Linked DNA regions of Homo sapiens: regions 1 and 2 are each linked to region 3. The links are chromatin loops, found by intact Hi-C in ENCODE. Cell type or tissue: IMR-90. All regions are shown on one strand. Links, peaks and the distances in the headings refer to the core of each region. The heading gives the core; the rest is flanking DNA.

What was found. Peaks named below come from ENCODE experiments on the same cell type or tissue, not always from the same donor. Only the 100,000 strongest peaks of a DNase experiment are listed, where the experiment ranks them.
Region 1: a loop joins it to region 3, with 5 times the contacts of the local background. A loop is called at or near these places in 67 of 110 quality-filtered maps.
Region 2: a loop joins it to region 3, with 6 times the contacts of the local background. A loop is called at or near these places in 2 of 110 quality-filtered maps.

What each region holds. Positions count from the first base shown.
Region 1 is chr1:180,878,927-180,885,546 of GRCh38, reverse strand. It overlaps XPR1 (xenotropic and polytropic retrovirus receptor 1), which reads right to left. Exons shown (of 15, transcript NM_004736.4): 14 at 5,250-5,471; 15 at 1-1,541. The coding sequence ends at 1,481. Among named protein-coding and RNA genes, the nearest start is that of LINC02816, 24 kb to the left of the region's middle. In IMR-90, for the core only: a CTCF peak has its summit at 3,440 (motif pointing left); a DNase peak (open chromatin) is centred at 3,426.
Region 2 is chr1:180,975,350-180,981,969 of GRCh38, reverse strand. STX6 (syntaxin 6) reads left to right here. Exons shown (of 8, transcript NM_005819.6): 8 at 5,324-6,620. The coding sequence ends at 5,400. Among named protein-coding and RNA genes, the nearest start is that of KIAA1614-AS1, 24 kb to the right of the region's middle. RefSeq lists a silencer at 203-282. In IMR-90, for the core only: no CTCF peak of the experiment used is centred there; no DNase peak of the experiment used is centred there.
Region 3 is chr1:181,139,262-181,145,881 of GRCh38, reverse strand. No RefSeq gene overlaps it. Among named protein-coding and RNA genes, the nearest start is that of LINC01732, 32 kb to the left of the region's middle. RefSeq lists enhancers at 3,759-4,259, 4,271-4,350, 4,260-4,760 and a cis regulatory region at 3,906-4,455. In IMR-90, for the core only: a CTCF peak has its summit at 3,219 (motif pointing right); DNase peaks (open chromatin) are centred at 3,301 and 4,111; H3K4me3 peaks cover 214 bases; H3K27ac peaks cover 1,794 bases.

The DNA.
Region 1 (6,620 bases), core at 1,072-6,071, 260 kb after region 3:
CATATTCAATAAAGTAATATCTCTTATGGTTTTCAGGCTTATTTGGATGACTAAGGAACAAAGGGAAGAAATGAGACAAAGAAGTGACAATGGGCACTGTGGACAGATCATAATAGTCTATAATTTCTAAGCAGTGTACTTTTCATGTATGACCAAGTAAAGATCCCTAAAATTTTAAAACAGGTTTTCTATGGGATGGCATGAAATCCAATGTTCATCCTTTAAAACTGCTGGGAGAAATGGCTGCCAAGGTCTTTTGTATCAACATAATATGAATGAGGAAGTATAATTTGTTCCATGTGCTCAAAAATATAGTTTCCCCATGACAGACTTTTAATTTGATCAAATTCTGGCTAAAGTGGTTGAACCCAGAAGAAAAACTATCTAGTGAGGGCACACAGAGCCTCTGAAATAGCTCTGTCTTCTGATTCAGAGCTAGTAAAGGTCACGCTACAGGGACCATACATGTGGATGCATAATAAGGCATAGCTTCAGCTGTTAAGGTTGAAATATGGGCCAGTGTATTCCACATCTGTTCCTTAAAAAGTTAAAAAAATTATCAGAACCTCTTCCATGAAATTCAGCCGGTGGTGTGAAGTGTGGGATTCCTTGTTATGAGAGATATGCTCAGGACTCTAAAGCAGCAGCAACTTAAGAAGTTAGCAATGAAACTTTGGCTTAAAATAAAAACAAAGAAAAGAAAAGGTCAAACTGGTGCAAGTTGTCTCCTGAAAGAGGTATGTGGGACTGACCCTCATAAATGTCATCCAACGTAAGTTTCCCCTGCCTTCTTTTACTGTTATCACCTTCATTGCACAGGAGTTATATCATTCTGTATGGTTAAGTTTCATAAATAATGAGAAAACTATGTGTAACAAATACATCATATTTCCCACCCACCCAGCAACCCTTCCCAAAATAAGAAAAGTTACATCAAATTAAAAAGTAGCTTCATGAATGAAGGTACTGCTTTAAGTTGCACTTTTCCTGCAAGTGCGGCCAGTGCCTTTGCGCTGGGTATGAAGGAAAGAAAAAAATTCTCCACATAAACTGACAAAAAATTTAAAAACCAATGTCCGGTTTCAACCAGTCAAAACCGGGCTGAGCGGAAGCCGAGATATCTCAGTACCGTCCCATCAGAGGGTCCTTGCAATGCCTGTTCTTCATCCTGATAGGTATCTATGTCCTTGTGATTGTAAACAATCCATAAGATACTATGTTTTGTTTCTTAAAACATCCTCTGATTGGCAAATGAAGTAAATATTTGTTTTGAAAATAGAAAATTAAAATTAAACCAGAAGAAAAGAAAAGAAACACAGTGAGCTTGTTTGGAGTCCATAGGATCCGATCCGGAAGAGCTCGGAAAATGTGTTATGTGTTTTCTCCTGTTTTCGGCTGGAAAGGTACTAGAGGTTGCGTTGGTCGAGGAAAGGATTGTAGAGTAGGAAAACCAAAGATGTTAAGCTAGACTTCAGAAAATTCAAGTGTTAGCTTCATCATCTGTGTCTTCTATCAATACCTTAGTGTCACGAGCCTTGGATCTAGTGGTAACAAGGGGGACAAAAAGCACTTAGTCCATTACCCAAATATAAACACTTTCACAGTATTAGACACATTTCCAGTCTTACCATCATTAAACATACATCCTAAACAGGGACTATCTGCTGTACCAGACGGATTATTCTAGAGTTTCCTATTCAATTTCAGATACTATTGGAAAAACACTAAGAAACTAGATCACAACCAGAGGAAGGTAACAAGAACAATGGCAGGGTATGTGCAACGCAGAAGGTAGTGATCTGGGTTTGAGTACTGACTTTGATTTTTTTTTTTTTTTTTGAGACAGAGTCTCGCTCTGTCGCCAGGCTGGAGTGCAGTGGCATAATCTCAGCTCACTGCAACCTCCGTTTCCCAGGCTCAAGCAATTCTCCTGCCTCAGCCTCCTGAGTAGCTGGGATTACAGGCATGTGCCACCACGCTTGGCGAAGTTTTGTATTTTTAGTAGAGATGGGCTTTCACCATGTTGGCCAGGCTGGTCTCAAACTCCTGACCTCAGGTAATCTGCCCGCCTTGGCCTCCCAAAGTGTTAGGTTTACAGGTGTGAGTCACTGCACCTGGCCACCTGACTTTGATTTTATGATGCATCTATTTAACCCTTTGAGTGCCCGTTTCCATCTCTGTAAGGCAGGAATGGTAACACCGATTTCACTGAATACCACTTTCACCTCATGGAGACAGTATGCATATCAAGTGAGAACATGGATGAAAAAAGCATTAAACAAACTTAAGAAACTGGCTGGTTCCTGTAATCCCAGCTCCTTGGGAGGCTGACATAAGAGGATCGCCTTAGCCCGGCAGTTTGAGACCAGTCTGAGCATCACAGTGAGACCCTGTCTTAAAAAAAAAAAAAAAAAAAAAAAGCCAGGTATGATAGTGCAAACCTGTAGCCCCAGCTACTCAGGAAGCTGAGGAAGGAGGATCATTTCAGCCCAGGAGTTCAAGGCTGCAGTAAGGTATGATCACACCACTGCACTCCAGCCTAGGTGACAGACTGAGACCATGTCTCCAAAAAAAAACAACCAACCCCCAAAAAACAAATATAAGAAATTGTGATAAGGATGATGAGGATAAGATAAAACACCACTTGAGGCATACATGAGAAACCAAAAGAGTTAGCCAGCAGAAGAGAAGACCTAAGGAGAGGCATAACAGTTATTTCTCTTCAAAGAGTTGACAACATACAATGCAGAAGAGGGAGGAGACTCATTATAAGTTATGTGAGAGAGCCCAAATAGGATCAAATTGTTAAAGTTATAGTGAAATTACAGTGAAGCACATTTCAGCCCAACATAAACCATTTACCACTATAAATACCAACAATAAAATCAGGTGGCTGAGTGTGGTGGCTCTTGCCTGTAATCCCAGCACTTTGGGAGGCCAAGGAGGGAAGACTTCTTCAGGCTAGGAGTTTGAGACTAGCCTGGGCAACATAGTAAGACCCTGTCTCTATAAAAAATAAAAAATTAGCTGGGCAGAGGGGTGCAGGCGTGTAGTGCCAACTACTTGGGAGGCTGAGGTGGGAGGAGTGCTTGAACCCAGGAGGTTGAAGCTGCAGTGAGTCATGATCGTGCTGCTGCATTGAGCCAACCTGGGCAACGGAGCGAGATACTGTTTCAAAAAAACAAACAAACAAAAAAACCACACACATTAAGGATATGCTAAAGGTTGCATGAGTGATAAAGTCAGTACTGAAACTCAGATCTTATTTTGGATTCCCTGCTCTCTCCGCTGTACACCAACTGTTCCATTCCTAATGTCTTACTCTTGGTGCAATCTGGTTTCCCAGAGTTTCTCCGTTAAACACCTGAAATGGAACAGAATAATCTATTGCCAAAGAGCCCCTTCTTTAAGCAGAAATAGTATATGTTTAGATTGCCCTCTGCTGGTAACTAACAAGGATAATTAGACTTCAAAATCAGGAGCTCAATGAGGTCACCAATCACACTTAGCATTTTCTTCCAGCCCTTTGTGGCACTTATCTCACTGACCCACTCAGTGCTCCCCTGCCCCAGCTTCTTCAAACTCTGCTTCCTTGGGATCACAGCACCAACCATGCTTTGTTTTGATGCTCTTCCTATTACCTCCCTGACTATTCCTACCTCTTTTGTTTATTTTCTTTTTTTCTCTTGTCTGTGTTTGTTCCCTGGCTACTATGGTTGAGCCAGGGATTAAGACTCAGTTCCCTGCTCTCTGCTTTTCTCTGCCTTCTTCAGAGAACTTCCAAATCTCTATTTAAAGTTCAGCAGGTTCTACTCTACTCCTCTATATCCAATGAGTTACTGATACTACCTCCTGTTTCTTACTTCCTTCAAAACATCTCCTTATGTTCCTTCTGGTCCAACAGTAAGCATCCTGATCTGAATTTTCACTGCCCCATACATTGAAGTACTGCATAGCTTTTCATCTGGCTTTCTGGCCTTCAGTTTTTCCCTTGCCTAATATATCTTACACAGTGCTATTAAAACTTCCTAGGATACTACTTTCACAATGTCATTCTTCTACAGAAAAATTCTCTGTGACTCGTGGCTGGGTGCGGTGGCTCATGCCTGTAATGCCAGCACTTTGGGAGGCCAATGCGGGCGGATCACGAGGTCAGGAGATCGAGACCATCCTGGCTAACATGGTGAAACCCCATCTCTACCAAAAACACAAAAAATTAGCTGCGTGTGGTAGCGGACGCCTGTAGTCCCAGCTACTCGGGAGGCTGAGGCAGGAGAATGGCGTGAACCCAGGAGGTGCAGCTTGCAGTGAGTGGAGATTGCACCACTGCACTCCAGCCTGGGCAACAGAGCGAGACTCCATCTCAAAAAAAAAAAATTATCTGTGACTCATTCCTGCCTACAAGATCAAGTTTGCATTTTCAGCCTTTTACAATCATACTTCATCTATTCAGCAAAATTATTCTTACTATAATTCTAGTCACATGGTTTTTCTTTCTGCACTTCATTTCTACCTTTATGTTCTTTACTGTGTCTCTAGTCTATTCACTCCCTTATCCTTTAGAAAACCGTTCATCCTCAACCTAAGCCTCCTTCATTCCAATCTACTGTGCTATCTATTGTCTCTAAATTTCATATGCAGTCACCATATACTGTACATTTATGGTAACTTTTAGCAACATACGTAGTCAATGACTGATAAAAATATTGTTGTAGGTATTTAATAAGAAGATAAAAATAGTAATAGTTTATTCTTAGTAGGCTCTTTCTGTGAGGGAACTGGTCCAAGTTCTATGTAATAATGAATATAATCCACTTAACCTCCCTATAAGCAAGAACCATATTAATTTCAATTTACAGATGGGGGCAGAAAACAGAAATTAAGTCATTTGGTCAAGGCATAGATGGCAGGATTCCTAAAGTTTATAACATAAAAATTATTTGCATACACAACACACAGAAGAGTCAAGTATTAATAAATCACTCTCCAACAACCTTTTCCTCCAGACAGTGGATCTTTAGTGCCAAATTACTAGGTTATGCACTGATGACATTTACTCTATGTGCTCATTTAGACAGTCATAGGTTGTATCATATGGAATTGCTGCTTATTACTGTTTTTTTGTAGGTGAAAAATGGCTGAGTATTGGCAATTTCATTTGGTTCAACCTGATAGCTTTTTAGCTTACATGCTACCCAATGCTAAAACTCAAAGGAAATATGCCTCACAGAAGTAGAAGCCATACATACTGAGAAGCGAGGCGAGGCCGGCGCAGGGATATGCTCTGGTTGTACTTCCATGACCGATTCTTCTGGCGGTTTCGTACCCCATCATCCTGGTCCATCATCTGTTCTAGGAGAGTCTGATCATCTGCGTTCAGGGGGGCCACAGAGATGTCCCGCACAGCACGGAATTCACCACAGTTATTCAGATGTTCATTCTCCAGGCGGAAGAAGTTCCACACAAATCGCCTTAGCAAAATGGGGTAGATCAAAGTACTTATGAAATTGTAACATACTTCTGCTACCTGTAAACCTCCCAGTGTATCAAGTTTCCACTCATGGAAACAAAAACAAAGAATTAAGGGCTTGAATATTAAAATAGGGAAAGATGGTGTTGCGGGGAGGTGGTGGTGGGGGGGTAAGGGAAACAAGACTAGACTATGAAAAAGGGAGGGACTTATGCAATGCAGTTTTAGAGTGCTCATTCTTTCAACTTATTTGACAAATATTTACTGAATGTCTGCCATAAGGCAGTAAAGGCACAGAATGACTCAAAGCCTTTTTGCCCTTATGGGGTGTAATTTCTAGTGGTGGAGACAGACAATGAGCAAGTAAACAATCAATCGGCTAATGATAACTACTGTGAAGAAAATAAAGCAGGACAAGGGAATAGAGTATGCCATCATTAAGACTGGTTAGGGAAAGCTTCTTTGAAGACATGGCAGCTATTGAAAACCTGACTGATACAAAGAAGCAAGTCATGTAAAAATCCTGGAGGAAAGCATCCCAGGCAGAGGAAAATGGCAAGTATAAAAAGGCAAGTTGGAAACAACAGCAAGGTCAGTGGGGGCTAAGAATAAGTGAGGTTAAAATAGCAGGAGATAATGATGGAGGGGTGGAAGAGGGCCCACCCACAGAGGGCCTTATAACCCATAGTTTAAATTTTAGGTCTAATGGAGAACAATGAGAGAACAACAGGAGAATGAAGTGATTTGTTTGAAAAAGGTCCTGCTGAATGGTGAAGAGATCAAAGGGAGACAAGAACAGCTGAAGACAGACCAATTAGAAGGGCTGTTGCAGCAGTCCAGAAAAGAGATGATGGTGACTTAAAGGTGGTAATAACAGAAGTGATGAGAAGCAGACAGACAAAGGATTTATTTATAAAGATGGAGCTGACAGGACTTACTGACATGCGATGTGAGTCGTCTTAGGGTTTTTGGTCTAAGGGAAAGGTGACACCATTTACTAAGATCAGAGATGCAGGGCTGTTCCTGTTAGGTTAGAGCTAATCATTAGATATGGGAGAATTCAGTAGAGAGGTGGACGAGAGTCTGCAGTTCAAGGGAAAGTTTATGGCTGGAGATAGCATAAAGACAGTATTTCACATAATAGGTTTAG
Region 2 (6,620 bases), core at 677-5,676, 160 kb after region 3:
TCTTTAGGGGAGAAAAATATTTTGAGAGAGAGAAAAAACTACCATTGGAGTTCTTTTGTTCCGCTCTGACTTTTTGAGGCAGGTCCTGAGCTTGCAATGCTGCTTAAAACTTTCCACTTGAGGTCACAAGAGCCCCTGTGGTTAGTACCCGTTCCTTCTATGCATGAAGCCTCTGCGGGAAGTGCTGAGAAGTCTGCTGGGGTAACAGCTCCCTGGGGTTACCTAGTTCATGCTTCGTAGAGGCAGCTTAGCCACTTCAGAGGAAAACGGCTTTAAAAGAACATCCTCGGGTTGTGCTGGCTTGTGTGGTATATGCTTCTCCTTGGTGAAAATTCCTACTTAATACAGTTGTGGAAGAGAAGGTGATTGGAGGGTGGTAGGAGGCATGAGTAGAGGCTGATGGAAAGCCAAAAAATGGAAATCTGGTTCAGTGTTGGAAATCTGGTGCTGAGAATAGCGAGATGCCTGAGGGAAGGGGGTAAACATAGGAGTGTGTGAGGTTGAGGGCGGGGTTGGAGAAGGAATACTTTCTCCGTTTTTGTCCTGAAAGAATCGCAACTAATCATTTTAGCAAAGTGGTTTTAAATTATTGTAAGCATTTTAATCTTTTTAAAAAATTAATAAACTATTTTTAGAACAGTTTTAGGTTCCTAGCAAAATTGAGCAGGAAGTACAGAGAGTTCCCATATAGCCCCCTTCCCCCATGCATAACTTCCCTGACTATTGACATCAAGCATCACGGTGGTACGTTTGTTACAATCAGCCTACGCTAACACATCATTAATCATCCGCAAAGACCGTTGTTTACCTTAGGATTCACTCTTGGTATTGTACATTCTCTGGGTTTGAACAAATGTATAAATGACATGTATCCATCATTGTAGCATCACACAGAGCTGTTTCACTGCCCTAAAAAATCCTGTGTTCCACCTGTTTATCCCTCCCTTCCCCCAACCCCCAAACTACTGATCCTTTGACTGTCTCCATAGTTTTGCTTTTCCAGCTTGCATATGGTTGGAATCATATATCACAGATCCTTTTCAGATTGGCTTCTCTCACTTAGCAGTGTGCATCTAAGTTTCCACTGTGCTTTTTCATGGCTTGATAGCTTATTTCTGTTTTAACACTGAATAATATTCTATTGTCTGGATGTACCACAATTTATCCATTTACCTACTGAAGGACGCCTTGGTTGCTTCCAAGTTTTGGCAATGATGAATAAAGCTGTTATAAACACCCATGTGCAAATTAGCCAGGCGTGGTGGCGTGCGCCTATAACCCCAGCTACTTGGGAGGCTGAGGCAGGAGAATCGCTTGAACCCAGGAGGCAGAGGTTGCAGTGAGCCGAGATCACACCACTGCACTCTAGCCTGGGTGACAGAGGGAGACTCTGTCTCAAAAAAAAAAAAAAAAAAAAAAAAAAAGTGCAGGTTTTTATATGGACATAAGTTTTTAAGTTCATTTGGATAAGTAACAAGGTATGTGGTTGCTGAATGGTTATGGTAAGAGTATGTTTGGGTTTTGTAAGAAACTGCCAACCTGTCTACCAAAGTGGCTGTACCAGTTTGAATTCCCACTAGGAGTTAATATTGCTCCACATCCTTGCTAGCATATGGTGTTGTCACTGTTTGGGGTTTTGACCATTCTAATAGGTGTGTATTGTTTCTTGTTTTAATTTGCCTTTCCCCAGTGACATCTAATGTTGAACATCTTTTCGTATGCTTCCCTGGCAGCTCTTTCATGGTGTTTTTTTTTTTTTTTTTGAGACAGAGTCTGACTCTGTCACCTATGCTAGAGTGCAGAGGTGCGATCTCAGCTCACTGCAACTTTTGCCTTCCAGGCTCAAGTGGTTCTTGTGCTTCAGCCTTTCAAGTAGCTGGGATTACAGGCCTGCGCCACCACGCCCAGCTAATTTTTGTATTTTTAGTAGAGACAGGGTTTCACCATGTTGGCCAGGCTGGTCTTGAACTCCTAACCTCAAGTGATCTGCCTGCCATGGCTTCTCAAAGTGCTGAGATTACAGGTGTGAGCCACCTTGCCCAGCCCCATCTCTTTTTTGATGAGGTGTCTGTTCAGGTCTTTTGCCCATTTTTAAAATCAAGCTGTTAGTTTTCATACTGGTGAGTTTTAAAAATTCTTTGTATAATACATTCTGGACAACAGTCCTTTATCAGATGAATCTTTTGCAAATATTCTACCCCAATCTGTGGCTTGTCTTCTCATTCTTTTGACAGTGACTTCACAGAGCATAAGTTTTTAATTTTAATGACATCCCAATTTCAATTATTTATTTCATGGATATATAGTGTCTTTGGTGTTGCATCTAAAAAGTCATTGCCATACCCAAGGTCATCTAGGTTTTCTCCTGTGTTTTCTTCCAGGAGTTTGATAATTTTGCATTTTACATTTAGGTCTGTGGATACATTTTGAGTTAATTTTTGTTAAGGTGTAAAGTCTGCCTCCAACTTCATTTTTTTGGCATGGATGTCCAGTTGTTTCAGCACCATTTGTTGAAAAGACTCTCTTTGCTCTGTTGTATTGCACTTGCTCCTTTGTGAAAGATCAGTTGACTGTATTTATGTCAGCCTATTTCTGGACTGTCTGTTCCATTGATCTGCTTGTCTATTTTCCTAATACTACATTATCTTGATTGATGTTATGGTAAGTCTTATAGTTGTTCCACATTTCTGGAATATTCTGTGCCAGGTTTTTTTTCAGTCTTTTTTTCTTTTTTCAGGTTTCTGTTGACAAATTGTGAAGCTCAGAGATCCTTTCCTTAGCTGTGTTTAGCCTACTAATGAGCCCATTAGGGGCATTCTTCATTTGTGTAGTCTTTTTGATCTCTATTTTTTTCATTCTAGAATTTCCATGTCTCTGCCTACATTATCCATGTGTTCTTGCATGTTGTTTACTTTTTCCATTAAAGCCTGTAGCATATTAATCATAGTTTTAAAAATTCCTCTTCTGATAATTCCAACATTCCTGCTGTATCTGACTCTGGTTCTGATGCATATGCAGTTTCTTCCTACTGTTGCTTTTTCCTTTAGTGTGCCTTTTACCTTTTTGTTGAAAAGTGGACATGATATACTGGGTAAAAGGAACTGTGGTAAATAGACCTTTACCATAGATGGGGTGGTGAGGCCGGGGGGTGGCATTTTCTAGTCCTGTGATTAGGTCTTAGCCTCTGGTGAGCCTGTGCCCCTGGCCCGTGAACTTCACTAGTGCTTCCCAGTTTTTCTACTGTTAGGTGGAACTGGATGGCTAGAGAAGACTGGAGTTGGGTATTTTCCTTCCCCCAGGTTAGTCAGACTCTGGTTAGTTTCTTTTGAGGGCAGACTTTGTTTAGAACAGAGTGCTCTGGAGTATTTCGTAGTGATTCTTTTTCCCCTCCGCCTGCTGGAAGCATGAGGGGATTTTTCCCAATATTCGCTGAGAACCTGGTCAAGCTCCTGGAGGTAAAACCCACAGAAGTGTGGGGGTCCCCTTCGCCTGGGTCCACCTGGAGTGTTTTTGTTTGTTTGTTTTTCATCTCAGACTTGTCCACACTGAGCCTTCAGCGACTCATCAATTAAAGCTAAGGTTTTCCTACCAGAACACTGGTTCCTATGGAGTTTGTTGCTTCGTGGGTTTCTGCTCTGATAAGCTGTGATTCTCTGTATGCATCTGTAGGTTTCTGCAGTTTTAGGGGCAGCAGTTTACCATGTGACCTCACTTCTCTGATGGATCTAAGAAGAGTTTTGCTTTTTCAGTTTGTTCAGCTTTTTACTTGTTACGACAGAGTGATGACTTCTAAGCTTCTTACATACTTGGCTGGAAATTAAAAATTTAACATTTTTAATCAGATGAGAGAATGCCAGTTATAAAAGTTTTCTTGACCATTGAAGTAATAGTTAAACAGGTCAAAGTGTGACCTGCAGTAGGCCATCTCTGCCTTCCCTAGACCTTTGGAACAGTCCTACCTGAGAACAACGAGTGATGGACCTGGGGTCTTTGTCCTGCTCAGAGTTAACTAAATGAGTTTCTAGTATGTCTGAGGTAGACCAAGGTGATCACCACTTAGAAGGTACTTGCTTTACTTATAATTTGGTGGCAGTTCTCTTGTCCAGTTCTAAGACTTTGATATCCATAATATTTAAAATAATTTTAAGTACATGTTTTGCCTTGTGGAGAGTTTAGCAGTTTATTTTCATAGATTGAGATCTTTTTGCAACGTGATTCTCAATAACTATAGTGTGCTAAAATCAGTGGGCTTTCAAAGAAACTTTAGTGAATCAATATGTCTTTATATTTCTATTTAAATGGAACTCTTATTCCTAGTGGTTGTACTGCATTTTCATACGCTAGTGAATTCTGTTATCAGTCGGGCCCTTTGTGGAAGATGCCAAAACTCATCAGTGGAAGGACTGCTCATTTTTTCTACATGTCTCCAAATTAAGGAAGCATCCTGATGTTGACAGCATCCTCTGTGCCCTAGGTTTGGGTATTGCACAGTGTGTGTATGACAGGGTTGTGTTGTTTAATTCTCACAACAGCCCTGCGGGGCAGCTGTTGTAGAGTTGGGACCACAGGATTGTGAGCTGCAGCAGGGCTCCCCCAGGGCCTGTCTGGGCCCTTCTGTCTCACAGGGCCTCCCTGCTCTCAGCCATTTGGATGGACTCTAGTCAAGTTGTTTCCTGTGCCTGCTGTTCCAAATTGTTGGTAGGGCAGAAAGTTTCAGAAAAAAAATTCCACTTTCATTTACAGAGGAGCTGTACAAGGTACTTTAACACAGTTACTAGTTAAGTAATCTTACTTGACTAGGTGTGGTGTGAAATTAATCATGCTGTCTCACTGGAGCTTGCTTTTTCAGCTGTATATTTCCTGAAGTGACCAGCAGTAGCTTTCATCTCCTTTCCCTCCTCCCGTTGTGCTCATTGAGAAAAGAATGTGATTATTGTTTAATTAAATGACTTGACTTTTATGGGAGATTAAAGCAGGCAGGCTTTGATCTGTAACACCATTGCCAACACCTTTTTTGAGGATATGCTAACTACCAGCAGAAAGCTAAGATCCGCAGATTTTAATTAAAGACTTGAGACACAAAGCATGTAATTATTACGAGACATTTTCAGGGGACTGGCAAAGTTGTGACTGCATGCGAAGTGCAGGCCAAGAACAGAGCAGCATTAGAGCATCAGGCACCTAGGCAGGTGTAAGATCATGGCCCCGTCATTTGCACGTTCTGCCCCTTTTCTGCTTCAAAGGGTGCCATAAATTCCATATAACTGTATCTTGGGGAATGTGGAGTCCCTGTGAGAGCTAATCCCCATGTCCTGCCTTCCAGATCGGCGCCAATGGTGTGCCATAGCCATCCTCTTTGCAGTCCTGTTGGTTGTGCTCATCCTCTTCTTAGTGCTGTGACGGCGGGGCCTCTGGGTGCGAGTTCCTCCTGCATATGAACCGAGGGGAGGAGGAGAAGCTGAGCACGTGTGACATTGCCGTCTACTCACATTCCTATCCTGGAAACATACTGCTGCACTGACTTTTCTCCGTGTGACCCCACAATTGACATGGCTCCTCCATCCCAGCGCTGGAAGGGCCAGTGGGAAGAGGAAATAGATGTCTGCACTCCTGGCTGCAGCTGGACAACAGAAGCCCCATGCCGCCTGTCCAGTTCGGAGGAGAACTAGCTGCTGCCTTGCCTTCCGGGACCTCGTTTGCTGAGGAGGGACTTACAGACTCCACTGGTGTTTTGCTGTTGCTCATTCCATGCATCTTTGGCAGCTCTTTTCTTCTGCTCAGACCCTTCCCCGTGCTCAGACAGTGCACCGCTGTCCCATCTAAAGAAACCTGTCAGGAATACGAGCTTCTGGGTATGTTTCGTTTCCCATTGCTGTAGCATTTCTTATCCCCTGAGAGCTGATGATTATTGAGGACAGAAGGCTCAGAAACAGTTTGTGACAGAAAATGCAGTGTTTCATTTTTCAGGGATAAATGCTAAGATAAAATTGCTTTTCCAGGTCATTTTTTTTTGTGGTAAGAATAACTAATGGAAAATAATGAAACACCCTGGGGTTTGGGGGTGCTAACAACTTGTGGCTTTAACTGACAGGAGCAATTAAAAAGAGCAAGAGGGTTCTGCATTGGCATAGCTTAGGGAAGGGTTAATGATGTCGCCACAGGTCAGCTCCTGATCCTTGCCGACTTGATGTTGCTGTACCAGGGCTTCCTCCCCAGAGGTGCAGCTTGCGTTTTGAGGGTGATTGCTACATATGTTGTTGCTAAACAGCTCAGTAACACACTTGAATGAATTTGGATACCAGATTGTCCTCATTACAGTTCTTTTACTCTTAGGGCACTCTACACTGGGGGTTGGGGTTGGGAGTGGTTAGTACATTTATTACATTTATTAAGAAACGTAATGACATAAAAGGTTAGCTCTGGGCCAGACTTCTCTTACTCTGTGGGTAATGGCAAGGATGTGTAGGTAAACTTGGTTCTTTTTTTTCCCTAAGATGACAGCTTGATTTTATCATCTGCAGTCAAATAACTGAGCCAATCCAAATTTAAATGATAGATGCTTTAATTGAGTTTAAGTAGCTGAAACTGCTGAGACACTAAACTTTAACCTTCTGATGACT
Region 3 (6,620 bases), core at 747-5,746:
AACAAGATTCCCTACTGAAATAAATATGCAAACGAACATAGAAAATGGGAAAGCTTTGTATTACAGTAGCCCACCAACTAATAAAATGAAAAGGAATGATGGAAATAGAAAACCATAATTTGGAAACTGTCATAGTTGTGGTTGATTCTGGCAGGAGACATCAATGGAGGCTAAGATTGGGAGATGCAAGTTTGATAAAGAACAGGATTACCTCCCCACAAAATGCCATCAATTTAAAGGGGGTAAATGGGGTCTTTATAGGAGAGAAACCTGGCAGACAAACGTTGGTACGTGACTGGTGATCAAAATAAACAGTTCCAGTTGTGGAATGGATTGACATCCTATGTCTCCTCCTTCCACCCCATGCAATTTGCTGAAATGAGAATAGCATCATTTCTGTGGTGTTCTTATCAAGGGAGCATGACCCAAGTCTGGACACCAGGACATTAGACAGACCCAGGGACGTCCTGCAGAATGAAAGGTTTGTACTCTTTAAAACAGTCGATGACATGAAAGACAGGGAAAGACTAAGAAACTGTTTCAAATTGGAGAAAACTAAAGAGGCACAAGAACCATGCAACTTGTATTCCTGGATATGATCTTGGACTAGAAAGGAAAAAGAGACATTGTTGGGACAGCTTGAAAATTTTGAATGGGGTCTGTGGATTGGATGGCAGATGTGTCCAAGTGCAAGCCCTGACTTGAAAGGTTCTATGGTGGCTATGTAGGAGATTATATAGTCCTAGTTCTGTAATAAATGATTTAACATGGCCAGGTGTGGTGGCTCATGCCTCTAATCCCAGCACTTTGGGAGGCCAAAGCAGGCAGATCACTTGAGGTCAGGAGTTCAAGACCAGCTTGGCCAACATGGTGAAATCCCCGTCTCTACTAAAAATACAAAAATGGCCCTGGCATCGTGGCGGGTGCCTGTAATCCCAGCCACTCAGGAGGCTGAGACAGGAGAATCGCTTGAACCCAGAAGGCAGAGGTTGCAGTGAGCCAAAATTGCGCCACTGCACTCCAGCCTGGGCAACAGAGTGAGACTCTATCTCAAATAAATAAATAAATACATAAATGATTTAACAGTTTGCCAAGGACCAAGGGAACAGCTTCCTCACTTCACGCAACAGAACATATAAAGATACATTTGAAACATCTTCATCCTTTGTTTATTTTCTAATATAATATGCTGAACTCCATCTAACATCATGGCATGGCCCCAACATCCTCTTTGGCCATTTGTCTTTCAGTCTATCGCTAAGAATTTATCTTCTTCCTGACCTGCTACTTCCTGGTTTTCTAACTTCAGGAGCTTTTTGTTCATTGAGGGTGCAAGCTTTTATTCTGCCTTGAAGCACTCTCCCCATTAGCTAGGAGATTTTTTGACAAGAAAGGTGTATCTAAGCCCATTTTCTGTAAAATCTGTCATTGCCTAAGTGGTACCCTGCTGCTTGAGTCCTCATTCGTCTCCATGGCAATGTTCTGAAACTAGTCTGCTTGTGTAAGTTCAAGGCCCATCAAATTATTTACCCTAACAGAGTCTTTGTATCCCACCAATGCACACACAGACACATTCAGTGCATCATAGCAGCAACCTTCAAAAACGTAGCCACAGTTTGGTTTATATTCATTTCAGAAACAACCTCATCTTTTGAACTGGATAGTCCACTCATCAGCTGAGCTTCGTTTACTCATCCATTCATTCATGTGTGTGGGCTTAGTGAGGGGTGACATAAAAACTTACCTCTTCCTTGGGGGCTGGAGTAGGAATCAGGGATGGCTTCATGGAGGAGTAGTTAGCTGACCACTGAAGGAGAAGGGCTTTCCTGACAAAAACAAAGCACAAAAGCATGGAGCTATGAATGAGATGACCAGGCTGGGGAATGGGGTGAAGGAGGGTGGTAATGAGAGGTACAGAGGAGAGGCAAGAGAGAAGGATGGGAACACTCTCCTAAGTATAAAATACTGAGGAATTGGCACTTTTCTTTAAGGCACTGAGGAAGATTTTAGGAGGAAATGCAGCATCCTCCGATTCATGTTTTCAAAAGCTCTCATTTGCTGCTGCACTGAGGTTTGATTAAAGGGTAAAGTCTCAGGGGCAGAAACACACTGACGAGGGCCTGAGCACACCACAGAGTGAGGGTGCACGGTGGAGATTCAGGCACCACTTCAGAGGCAGGCTGGGGAGGACCCAGTGACCATCAGATGGAGGAGAGAGGGACACTGCAGGGATTTCTGAGCCTGTTTAATGTCCAAGAAGGGAGAGTGTGGGAGAGAAGATAAAGAGTTTCATTTGGTACAGTTTGAGGAGTCTCTGAGACATTTAGTAATAAAATTAGATTTTGGCACACCCCCTGTCCTCCAATTTCCCCACACCCTTCATTCTCTATCACAGGGATGAAGCAACCTGATGAGCTAATCTCCACTGAGGTTGAATTAAGATTTAAAGGTTTAACCTGTGACTCCCCCACAGGAATTGCATTTTCATTTAACAGGAGTACCACTTAGCCAATCTTAATCAAAGGAAGGACTCTCTTTTAGCAAAATTCCAGGCAATGTGATGAGCAAGTTGGGGAGATGTTTTCAGGCAGGGAGATCTGCCAAACACCCCTCATATCACATGACAGAGGCTACAGCTACAAACTGTCTTAGTGAAGAGAATTCCCTGTTGAAGTTTCCCCTTCATTCCAAAAAACCCAGTTCATCCCATAAACAAAGGGATCTTCCTCCAGGCAGGACGATGATCTCTTATGGTGGGGTGGCGGGACAGCAGATGTCACAGAGGCCTGGGGTCACTGAGTTCAAGTCCTGGGTCTGCCATTTATTGCTGTATAATCTTGGGCAGTTATTTAATTTTTCTCTAAGACTCGACTTCACCATCCATTAAACAGGAGTTCAGAGCATTTGCCTCTGAGGCTGTTGTGAGCCCAGATTTAAATCACATGGTCACTGTAAACACTAGTTCCTTCTCCTCCCACCCCCAACCCTCACCTCCCCAACTTATTACTTCAGACTTGAAACACCATCAGTCATTCTCACTGCCTCCACCATTTATCTCAGTGTCTTTCAACACCCAATTCACTTAGAGAAGCCTAATTTTCTTCCTGTTCATGCGCTATTAGCTGCTCTGACAACTCTAGGTGATGAAAACCCATTTGTGTGGGACAGGCTGAGCCTCCACACCCAGCGGAGCGGGCTGTGTCTGCGAGCCGCCTGCAGGGGGCAGCATCGGGCAGCGTAAGGCAACGCCAGGGCTCCCTTGTAAAACGCTGGGGTCGGTCTGGGGAGGGCCGCAGAGAAGGCGTTTCAATTCAGACTCCAGCTGACAAAGGATCCATTTTACTCCATGCGGGTCTGACGCAGTCTGTCAGAGAGTCAGGTCTTTGGTAAACAAGAGTGCAGGGAGTGGCTATCCAAAAGCAACCCCGACCCGCGCAAGTCCAGCAGCGTTTTTCCCAAACCCACACCGGGACTAGGTTACCTTTTAATAAGCACGGGTGAGAGAAGCAGAAGACATCTCCTTATGAACTCACGGGGCCCTTGTTGCGGATGCGCCTTTCACCCCCAGTGAAGTAGTGGGAGAGAGCCCTTGACAAGGACAAGAAGGGGAGCTTAACCTCCCCCTCCCCATAAGCATTTTTAGATTTTCCCACACACTCAGCCCCTTCGAGGAGTCCTGGAGAAAACAAAAGAAACAGACACAGATGCTGATTCTAAAGAAGCTATTAATATTGTTGAAAAGACATGCAGATGTGAAGCTGGGATGCAAGGGTACACATGATCATGCTCTGTTTCTGAGAAAGCCTGGTGGCTCCGTGTCCCCAAAGCCCCAGGATGCACAGGCCAACCTGGGATGAATTTCTATGATTTGTGAATTTGTTGACGTGGAAAAACAAAGGGGCAGAACGTTTAAAATCAATCAAGCCTGCCCTGGAAGTCCAGAATATGGGATCGCCGAAGGGACAGATGATCAGAGCTGTAGGAATTTGAGGAAGGGAGCTATTGATGAATGTGGTGTTAAGTGGCCTGGACAAGCCAGTGGACTTGGTCATTCCTGAGAGCCTCGGGCCTCTGTGCCAATGAGAGACACTCATCACCCACTCTCCTATTGACTTTGGCTGGGGAGGGGAACTGCTATGTCACCATGACATCATCACCTTCCAGGAATCATCGAGTCAGCCTCAGCCCTCGAGGCCCCGGAAGTGGAGGCCCCAAGGCAGGACCCACTCACTTCCTCCTAGCCAAAGGCCAGGGGAGAAGGGGCTGCTCCCCACAGAGCTTTGGGCCTGTTTTTCACCACCCTCTCCCAGTACTCAAGGCAGCCAGGACCTGACCCAGGGTAGGTCAGCTTTGCAAAGAGACAGACATCAGCATGGTGCCAGCTGCACCACGCCCACCCACACTCTCACACTGTGGGAGAGAGGCCCCCAGTGGAGAATGGCAGTGGCTGAGAGTTGAAATGCAAGCATCCCTGGTAGAGGTCGGGCTTGTAGCTTTACCAGTCCTTCATACCTCCTTATGTACATGAGCTTCTAAGGGAAAAAATGTGATGGAGGAAGGAATTAGGAATGAAGTAAGAGGGAGTGGGGGCTGGCAGGAACAAGTGCAGAAAGCCGAGGTGGGGAGGGCTAAAAGGAAACCTGTGCCCACTTCATAGCTGAAGGTCACTGCAGATCTGGTGTCACCTGCAGATAGTCATGGGGGGAGGCAGATCGGTCCAGGCCCATTCCTTTCCGGAAAGACAGTGAGCACCACACAGCTCAACTCATCCCATGGCCAGAAGCCCAGGTACAGCACCAGAGGGTATCCACCTGTGGCCCTCAGGGGGTGACTTCCTCTTGCCCTTTCCTCCAGCATAGTCACAGGTGCCTCCCCCATCTTCCCCATATCAGAACTTTCCCTTCTCTGCTAAGAGGATTCAAACCAGTATCTGTCCACACCACATCAGCATCTGTTTCATCTTTTCATTAAACTCAGTGTTCCATTGCTCTGTAAGCTGGTCTTAGGAAAAAGAAAATTAACCAGTAGGCAATAATACGATTTTCTAGCATGGCAAACATCCTATACTCCTCCTACCCCCACTAACACACACACACACATACACACACACACGTGTGCACACACACAATTGGCCATGTTTACTACATTGATTCACTTAATGCCAACAACACCCTGCCAGGTAAATATCTCCATCTTCCAGCTGAGAACACTGCAATTCAGAAAGGGAAAGGAAGTTCTCCAGGGCACACAACTAGTGAGTGACAAAGCCAGTCTCAGAAGCCAGGTCCGTCTGTCTCCAAGGAGCTGGGATCTTTGCATTTGGGTACTCTGACTCAAAATAGGAGCCTCCTCTGCCTCTGAGTCAGAAACTTTAAAATTAGAATTTCATTCAGCGATTCACAAAATCTTAAGGTTGGAAGAAATGTTGAAGGTTGTCCAGGTCCATGACCCGGCAGACATCTGCCTCTCCTGCATAGCAGTGTTCTGGCTTCTGCTTGGATGCTCCATATCCAGGAAGTGTCCTGGTTCAGCCCATGCCGGTTTAGAATTATTAGATGGTTCTAGTGGTTTTGGAGCTGAACTCTCTCCCTATAACATCCATGCATTGGGTCTCCTCTTGGGAACATACAGAACCTAAGCAGTGTCACCCCTAAATTCTCTTTCACCAGACTGTGTGTTCTCAAGTCCTTGCAAGCTGCTCTTATGTGGAGGTTTCTCCCCACTCTCCTCTGTATGGGGGTCTGGTTTGTCTGTTCAGTCTCGAAGGGAGACCCAGCATGACTGTAATTCTCCGGAAGGGAGCTGACCAGCCCTGAGAAGAATGGGAGCAGGTTCCACTGAGGAGACTGTAACTTGTTCATTTATTTACAGATCTTAATACACTGGGGACTCATTTTGACCTTATTATGAATGAAAACCCTTAAATGCCTTTCCCATATGCTGTCCCTAAGCCACACCCTTTCCTGCCCCTGTGCGGCTGGGTTTGAGATGTTTATAACCTGTTCTCTCGGGTTAGGCAATGGCCTGAACATGCTCTTGTATGGTCTGACCAGCCCCCTGCTGCCCGGGCCTCTCCTCAGTGCTCCCTGGCACTGCTGACCCTCTAGGGCCCAGCCACATCCTCCCTCTGGCCCTGCTCTGGTTGTCCACTCTGAGGCTCAGCCATGGGGCCTCCTAGGCCCACCTCTGCAGCATGCTGGCTCTTAATTCCCAGCCTCCTTATGCCCCGCAGGAGGCACCTGGGAAGTCGCGGATACACCTTCATGCAGGTCGTGGAGAAGCAAGGGCCACTGTCTCAGCCCTTCCTCTGACAGGACACAATTTGCCAGCATTTCCACCATGCCGGGGCTGCCCTGCAGACACCTGCAAGGGACTCTCTTCCCAGATATCCAAATGGGAAGTAGGCGGCAGGCCCCTCTACTTTCTACCTCCTATCTACCTATGTAGGCTGTTTCTACCACCTTGCCCCTACCCTTAGTTCATGGGTGGTGGGTGGGGCACACAGCATGGTACCCTGCTCCCTCATTGTGTCAATCTCCCTCCAAGCCTCTCCCAGCACCAGCTGGGTTTTTCTTCCTTCCTGTGGGGCAGGCACTTCCTTTGTGTGGAATCCTCTGTTC